2 separate regions of the Homo sapiens genome follow, and region 1 is linked to region 2. Evidence: chromatin loops called from intact Hi-C (ENCODE). Cell type or tissue: endothelial cell of umbilical vein. All regions are shown on one strand. Links, peaks and the distances in the headings refer to the core of each region. The heading gives the core; the rest is flanking DNA.

What was found. Peaks named below come from ENCODE experiments on the same cell type or tissue, not always from the same donor. Only the 100,000 strongest peaks of a DNase experiment are listed, where the experiment ranks them.
Region 1: a loop joins it to region 2, with 8 times the contacts of the local background. A loop is called at or near these places in 3 of 110 quality-filtered maps.

The regions. Positions count from the first base shown.
Region 1 is chr4:101,100,604-101,104,906 of GRCh38, forward strand. All of the region lies in intron 3 of PPP3CA (protein phosphatase 3 catalytic subunit alpha), which reads right to left. Among named protein-coding and RNA genes, the nearest start is that of MIR8066, 140 kb to the right of the region's middle. In endothelial cell of umbilical vein, for the core only: no CTCF peak of the experiment used is centred there; DNase peaks (open chromatin) are centred at 1,958 and 3,218; H3K27ac peaks cover 1,191 bases.
Region 2 is chr4:101,018,606-101,022,908 of GRCh38, forward strand. No RefSeq gene overlaps it. Among named protein-coding and RNA genes, the nearest start is that of LINC01218, 140 kb to the left of the region's middle. In endothelial cell of umbilical vein, for the core only: no CTCF peak of the experiment used is centred there; DNase peaks (open chromatin) are centred at 1,616, 2,566 and 3,766; H3K27ac peaks cover 2,943 bases.

The DNA.
Region 1 (4,303 bases), core at 82-4,081, 82 kb after region 2:
ATCAGTAATTTGTTATCGTCAACTGACATTTGTTAAGAATCCATAGGGAACAGAAAATCAGGCTTTGAAAAACAAGTATGCCCTTTTATCCTCGTAAAACCTGTATTCCCAAAGTGAAGCTAAGAAGATATAAAAACTACAAAAATATTGAGACAAGTCTAATTCTGGTTACTAAAATCTGAAATCAAAATCAATGAGATTTATACATTAATAATTGGCTTTCCAATACAGTAGATATCCTGGATAATATCTATAGGGAAAAGCTGCTGACAATTTATTTGTAGTACTACTTGTAAAGAGTAATCATCTCTCTTAGCTTATATGATAATTTATGAAATGAGTGAGAACTAATTATGTTTGACTATACAGCCCAAGTTTTGGAGAAAATACTAATTATCAGAACAAATGTTTATTATTTTGTTGTTCAAGCAAGATATTATCTCTAGGTAATTATGATTGAAATAAACAATAGGTTGACATTAAATTATATATGTTACTTTAAGTTTCTAATTACCACTTTCTGATTATAGTTATTAGCTAAAGTTCATGTGACTAATGATATTAATATGTCTGAAAAGTTGACCAAATGGCCTGTACAAGCGATCCTTAAAGCATCATGATCTGTTGATGTATGTAACGTTTCCTGTTACCTCAGTGAGTAGTCCGGTAGCTTAATGAGTCTCTGCTACAGATCGGGTTTTATAGCTGTACTTACATGTTTCAATAAAAAGAGTTTGTATTACTCAAGCTTGTCTCACATTTCAGGGAAGATATTCATAAACTATTATTAATGTCAATGGGAGGACTGTCCCCAATTTAAAATGTCTAAGGCTATACCTTAATCTGAAAGTAATATATGTATTTTTCCAAATTGGTCGTTAATTTAGGATGTCTAGTTTGGAATATGAATGGATATGAAAACTCCTTTAAAAATACATTTGCATGTTGAAATTGCTATTTTGAATATATTTCATTTATATGCTGGGGGAGAGAATACATGTTCTGAAGGCACTTAGGCTACTTTTTTAAAGTTTTTTTTTTCTTTAAGAGAGGTATAATATATCCAGTGAAACGTCCATAACTCAAATCACAGATTAATTAATTTTTACACAAATCCCATGAAACCACTACCCAGATCCAGTTACATTTCAGCATTCAGATGGCTCCTTTCAGCCTCCTCCTAGTCAATATTCTTTTGGAAATGTCATTATAATTCTGACTTCTTTAGATTAGTTTTGCCTGTAACAATTTGTTTTAAGGCAAAGTTCTACCTCTCCAATTAAAATCTAAACTGGAACTTTGTAACCCCACTCAAATACCACTAGAGGAATCACATTCTAGGACCCACATTTTCTTTTTTTGCTATCTGTTAAAGACCTTTTTCTGACATTAGCATGTGGCTTTATCCCGTCCAGTCTTAATTACCATAGTTCTTTCATAACTGAAACCTCAAAGCGGGATATATAAATGCACGATGCTAAATATTTCTATCCTATATATTTACACCTTTTAAATGATGCAACATACATGTAATATCCCTGATTATTTAATGGATGTAAAGTACCTAGTATATGACAGGAGTTGAGGAAATATTAGTTCCTTTTCTGTAAATGAAGAAGGAAAGAAAGGAGGGAGGGAGGCAGAGAAAGGAAGGAAGGAAGGAAGGGAGGGAGGAAGGGAGGGAGAGAGGGAGGGGAGAGAAGCAGGGAGACAGAATGAGAAATAGAAGGCAGAGAGAGAGAGACAGAGAGAGAGAGAGAATATAACTCAATTTCTAAATTCTTGGCTCAAAATACCCTAAAAATAAGTCTTCTTTTCACATTTTATTTCCTTCTTCCCTGTAACAAGAATAAAATATCTTCCCAAACATTGACTAAAACCACAAAGGCAGCCAATATGGAAGAAGTGGCATGGTAAATGAAAGGGCAAGGGTGGACTGGAGGTGGAGCCCTGCCAGCATTCTCCCTCAACATCTGGTGGGAGAGAGCTGCCAAGTACAACACTGTCTTGCCGGCAACTATTTTACCATCTAAAGCTCTAACATTCTGAAGAACTGAAGATCTTCAGCAAATCATAACCTGATAGTTTTTTAAAAAAGGGAAGTCTCTTGTAAAAAAAAATCACAATCAATGAAAGCAGTGAAATACAATTAGTTAATTGTTTATTTTTGTCTATGTGGTATCAGATGGCTAACTTGAATCAAATTTTCAGTGAATTAATTGGTTAAGGTAGAAACAAAGGGCTGTGTTACACTGGCCTTTTCTGCATGGTGAGATGTAAATGAGGTGCGCTAATCACTTCAACTGGACCGCTATTGTCTTTCTATTCTGACTCTTAATTAAACAAATATTTACACTTTAAGGTTAGTTTAGGTTACTCAATATGAAAGATGGAGCATCCTCTATTTTTAAAATTAATTTTTGCCACAGACATAGCTTTCTCCTGTTTAATTTTCTCCTATCTTCCCCAATGAAGCAGCACTAAGAATATAATTTTCTTCGTTAATTGGTTCACTGATAATAATAGTGCAATAATTTACTTTGTAATTTATGCTTTTAATGATAAGTAGTCTTGAAAATTGCATAGAGAAGTAAAGAAGGATGTAAAAGAGGAAGCAAGGAAGTAAAAAAGAAAATGGACAGCTTTAGGTACATATTAATCAGCTCTTTAAAGTAACTACTCGTACTGTGAAACATTCCAATCAAAAGTGCTGCCTCTCGATCATCAAACTAAGTAAAGGATTTGCATCAGTTGGGAAAAGATCCAAACTCCTGAAATATCAAATGTAGCTCCTCTAAGACATCACTTGCCTGGTCTGACAAGCATGTAGACAGGCAGCAGTGGAAGAGCAATGCACTATATAGACGACTGGCTACAGGGAGACAGCCAGGCAATTTCTTCTTCATGTCTGTGGCATTACTCTGTCACCTAACATCTCTTGTTGTGCCACTTGCTTGTTATTCTCAGGCAGAAGCATGGAACATTGTCTGGTTTGCTGTGGTTCATTCTGGTCTACGAATTCACAGCTAATAAACACAACACCTCTTCACACTTAAACTTGTTGAGGCCTGGAGTTGAGATCTGGATCTAAGTTGAGAAGCCAGCTCAAGGCAGTGTAGTGCAAAACGGCTAGAAAGGGAGTTTGAGGAAGTGAATAGAAGGAAACAGCTGTGCATGCCTCTGTTTGCAATTCTAAGTTTTTCCTTGTGTTCTCAGAGAAACACACTCAGCCACAGACCTATATATACACATATGCTTGATCAAAGAGATTAGGTACTGTAATGCAATCATCGGCAAGAGCAGTATTTGGTGTAAGACAAATTATTACTCAAAACAAAATTACCTCTTTCATCACTACTCAAAAGCTTGCTTGTCTTATTTGGGCTAACTTTGTGGGAAATGATTTCTAATTTTGGCAAAAGGAGAAGACTGGGGTGGGGGTAATGCATAAAATGAGCTCTGTGTACTGCCCAGAGCACATTACCTAGTGCTTATAAATATACCCAGCAGAGACTGTTTGAAATCTGAAATTATCCTTCAAAGCTGACTTGGTAAAAATTAAACTGAAGTGCTCCCCTTTGCCCAGAGGATAGCCAAAGGAGAATACCTGCAGTGGAGCCCTGAATTATTGAGATGAATTGAGATCCTTTTGAAGCCTGTTAGGATAATACACGCTGGAAAACTGAGCTCTTATTTTAGGATTTTTCTTAAAACAACAGTATCATACTCACAGAGAACATTTTATATCTAATGCTTTGATCTTCAGATTATATAGATAGGGAGAAGGCTGTGTGTACGTTTGTTCATGCATGGGTGAATATAATAGTGTGTACCAGTTTCTGCATTACTGATTTTTTTTTTTCGTGGTGCTTTGTGGTACATGTAATGAATATACTATGGCAAAGGCCTGGGGTTAGTGGAAGAACACAGGCTTTGAATCCCAGCACTGCCATTTACCACGTGTGACCCCCGAGCCTCAGTTACTGCACTCATAAAAGGAACGTATTTACATGTTCCTTGCAAAACTGTCAAGAATAAATGAGGTCATTCAAACTATTGAAACAACAGCATTTACAACATGCTAACAATGTCAGTTTCCTTAATCCACAATAAAAAATCCTTAAAGTATTTTCAGTAGGTACATTTTATATAAATGTCCATGCTATTTTACATACGATATCAATGAGCCATTCCAAAGCCTCTCAAAGGTCACAGTCTAATCAAAATGGAACATTTCACATATGAGTCATTTTGTCATTTTTGTATGTATGTGGCAAGTCCCTGGGTTGTAGTCTCAGACTCT
Region 2 (4,303 bases), core at 256-4,255:
GAGGTCAGGAGATCGAGACCATCCTGGCTAACACAGTGAAACCCCATCTCTACTAAAAATACAAAAAAAATTAGCCAGGCGTGGTAGCGGGCGCCTGTAGTCCCAGCTACTCGGGAGGCTGAGGCAGGAGAATGGTGTGAACCCGGGAGCGGAGGTTGCAGTGAGCCGAGATCACGCCACTGCACTCCAGCCTGGGAGACAGAGTGAGACTCCATCTCAAAAAAAAAAAAAAAAAAAGAAAAAGAAAAAGAAAGAAATATATCATAAGTATTATTCTTTTGTCCTCCCCATCTAGATTTACTATGCCTCTGTCAAGGTAGTGGTTACATTACTGTGGTAAGCAATGAATTCAGTTTCGTCTTATTTATAGGCTACTTTGGTAGTATTTTCCAGTAGTGAAACAGTGTTGCATGAGGAAGTGATGCCAGGAGCTGTGACCATCCTTGCAACCACAAGGACGGAAGCCAATAGAAGAATAGTGTGAGAAGGATAGAAACAGCCTCAGTCCTTAGTGATGCTGTTGAGCCACCAAACTAACCTTGGGTCCTCGAAGTCGCAGATGTCCTTGTCTGGGAATTGTAAATGTCTCTGTGGTTTGAACCCAGTTAGGTATTTTGTTACTTGCAGCCGAAATACCTCCTGATACAAACACTGATTTGGCTCCATCTTAGCTTCTCATTCTCATCACTTTTTGTGCCCCACCCCTCCTTTGCTTTCACCAAGTGGTCAACATATCACTATTTTTCTGGATCTTTTCCTCTGCTCTCACTTTTTCCTCTCACACTGGAGCCCCCTCTATGCCTGCCCCCTCTGCAGCCTCTCCAGCTTTCCTCTAGGTAGGAAGATTCCAACCAAGTCAGCTTTGCCTAGGTTTTTCTGACTACACCTACCTTCTCAGCCGCCCACCACACTCACAGGTGCTCACACACGCATACACAATCTTCACCTACGGAATATCTGAAGCACTCATTTGACTCTGCATGCTGCTGAATACAACAATAACTGAAGTTTACTGAGTGCCTACTTTCTGCCAGGCACCATGCCTACTACTTTATTTGCATCATCCCTTTTGAAACCCGTGAAAAGCTTATGAACTAATTACTGTCATTGCCTTCATATCACCAGGGAGAAAATGAGATTTAAAGAAGCTTAGTTTCTCAAGTTCACACAGACATCTAATAAGTATCAGAGCTATAAAAATTCCAACCCAGGCCTAACTGTAGGCCAGGACTGGTGTCAAGAACCCTATACAGAAGTGAGTACATGTGGCACACACATTGATTTATTTTCACTGCCACTGCATATTGTGAGAGACTAGATTTTTGTCTTGAATTTCACTGTACTCCTTTCTCTGCCACAGGCCTAGTAGAAATAGCTACACAATAATGCACCCAGTTGATCAGGTGGTAGTCCTCTCCCCAAGCACTCTCACATTCTCCAGCTGTGGCCTTCCCTTCTCTATAAACACAGCTATCTTTATTAGTCTGTGACTAGCCCTGTCAGAAACATATGAGTTAAATTTTACTAAGATGTTAATAGCTGACAAAGGTTGGTGGTTTCCTTCTCTGATTTGTATCTTAAAAAAAAAAAAAAAAGATTTTTAGAGAAGGTGTTTTGAACTCAAAGGAATGACTCATGGTAAAACTTCCGGAAGGTAAACAGTGTTGAATATATATTCAAAAGGCATTTTGTGAGCAAATTCTGGCAAGCTGATGGTGATAATGGGTGTGGTTGTTATGGTAAGGTAGGGTGGTGTGAAATAAGCAATCTTTTCAATATGAAAGCATTCCATTCTCTTCAAGGCACAGGCAACTTTTTTCATTGATTCTTCACCAGGAATCTCCAGATACTCCACCACCACTTATCTCCTTTTTCTGGGTGAAGTCTAATACACTAAAACAACAACAACAACAACAAAACCACCGCTTTCTTCTCATAACCTTTTCAGTTGTGAATGTTGTATTACATACTTAAATAATTCCCACATTTTTGTGTAAATTCATATCCATTAAACAACTATAAATGAAAATTAAATTAATCATACATAATCTTGTGTAACAGCCGTGTTAAGCAGTAAAATATTTGCCTGTGCTAGAAAATCTGTAGAAATAAAAATATAGAACTGAAATTTAAGTTAGCTTTAGAAATAAATTGGACTAGGTTTCTCAAACTTGTCTGATCCACAAGAATTTTGGTGGATGCTTATTAAAATGTAGGCTCCACTCCAGACCTTTGGGGACCAGGAAATTCTTACGAGAAAGAACAGGTAACATTGAACTGGGGTAAGTGTTTCAGCTGCTCTTCAATAATGGTTTGCCATTTGGAATCTGGGAGTGCCCACACCATAAGGTCATGCCAAAAAATATTTTATTTCTCCTTCCCTACCTCCCCTTCTTCCAAGAAACACTATGCCAGGCAGTGTTTCATCCTAAGAATGCAAAGATAGCAACAATGCTCACTGCAGTGCCAGACAGACAATAAACAATTACATGCAGTGGATTAAGTGTCAAAACGGAGGTAGTACAGGATACTGTGTGCTTAGAGAGGAGGAAATGACTCATTCCAGTATTTAAGACACATCTGAAATCTGCACATAGAAGATGCATGAATACAGACCCAGAGAATTGAGGAAGCCTGGTGTCTTCCGAACATTGTGAGAAGTCCACTATGGCCGAAGCTCAGGGTCAAGTTTGGGGTAGATGAGATTGGCAGGAATCAGATCGTGAATACACTTACATGCCACCTTGTAAGACTCTCTGCAGGACAGTCCTGCAGACAACCTGGAGTTGTTGAGAAGCCTAAATGTTTCCAGCAATTGGTATAAAAAGATTTGAAAATATAACATGACAAAAATGCCTTAGGGGAGAAGTTTAAGTCAACTTTGTTCTAAGCTAATATTCTATAGTCAATTAAAACTTTGATAATCTAGTGGAGACTCTTTTCAGCTGATACACAGCAAAAAACATAAAAGAGCTGCTTTGGTTGATGCAGAAAGCTCAGTCCCATGTCAGTATTCCTGGAAATACAAGCTTCTAGCCAACAGTTTGCAAATCAAAGTTCTGTGTTTTCGGAAGACTGAATAATTGCATGGATATTTAGAATCTTACGATTGAAGGGTAATTTAGATATCACCTAGTTCAATGTCTATCTTTGAAGAGAGTTTCTTCAACTACATCCAGTATAACTCCTTCCAGGCAGCATCACTCAGGAGGTGTCTAGGCACTGAATAAAGTTTGCCCAGGTTTTAACACTTGCAGCAAAGGGGAGGCACTTGCACTCTCCTGCAGCTTACTCTCTGGTTAAGCAGAGTCATTCCTTAAGCATCTATCCTATGGTAATTAGGCATCTTTCTGATTTAAAGAACGTCTTTTGGGATAACCAACTTGGTATTATAGCTATCATGACTTCTGCTGCTCACCTTTTAAGTTTCTTCAGTCCTTCCTTAAAACAGACACTCTCTCCTGCTGGGTCTCCATTCTCCCACATGCATTCCGATTTGACAATGTTGCCTTTTCAAAATTCCATCGCCAGACATAGGTGCAACAATTCTTTCACTACTTTCTGCCTCCCATTTCTATGTATGCATTTTTTAAAAAAGACATTTGTCCTGAAAGGGCCTGGTCAGGGGCTTTTCTGGCTAATATTACCTTAAAATATATAAAGAAGGAATATCCATGAAACGAAAAGAGCAGTTCAGTGTTAAGCCTGACAGTGACTCACTGTACAATGGAATGCTGACATTTAACATTATAATAAAAACTGGTATGTTGTTAAGATTGGCAGGCATTTTGTGTGTTTATGTGGAAAAAATAAGAACCTAGAACAGTGAAAGGAACATGGCAGAGACCTGGTGTTTGAGCAATGAATAAAATAAAAAGCCACATAACAAGGGAAAAGGACATCTCTTCAGTTGCGGAGATCTCAAATTTGTTCAACCCAAGGGGCTTTCAGTTTTGAAGAAACTGGTGGGGCAAACTGAAAGGTCCCCTTTTCTAAATGGAGTGTGACAAGAGGGATCCAGTGAGTGAGAGACATGAAGTAGTAAGGTGAAAGTGTGAGACATTTAAGACAGACCATTGCCATGGTGCCTCCTACGGGGCTGACTTCATGTTGGGGGCCCTGGTTTCTGAGTAGAAAAATAGATGTGTATTAAAATTTATTTCACATGGGATGTGGCGAGGGTGAGAGGGAAGAAGTGTTTCAGGATAAGGCCATTCTGAGGGTTTCAGCCTCACCATGACACCACGTTCTGGGCTGATGCCACGAGATACTTCCAGCTTTGATGTCATCCTAAGTCATACAC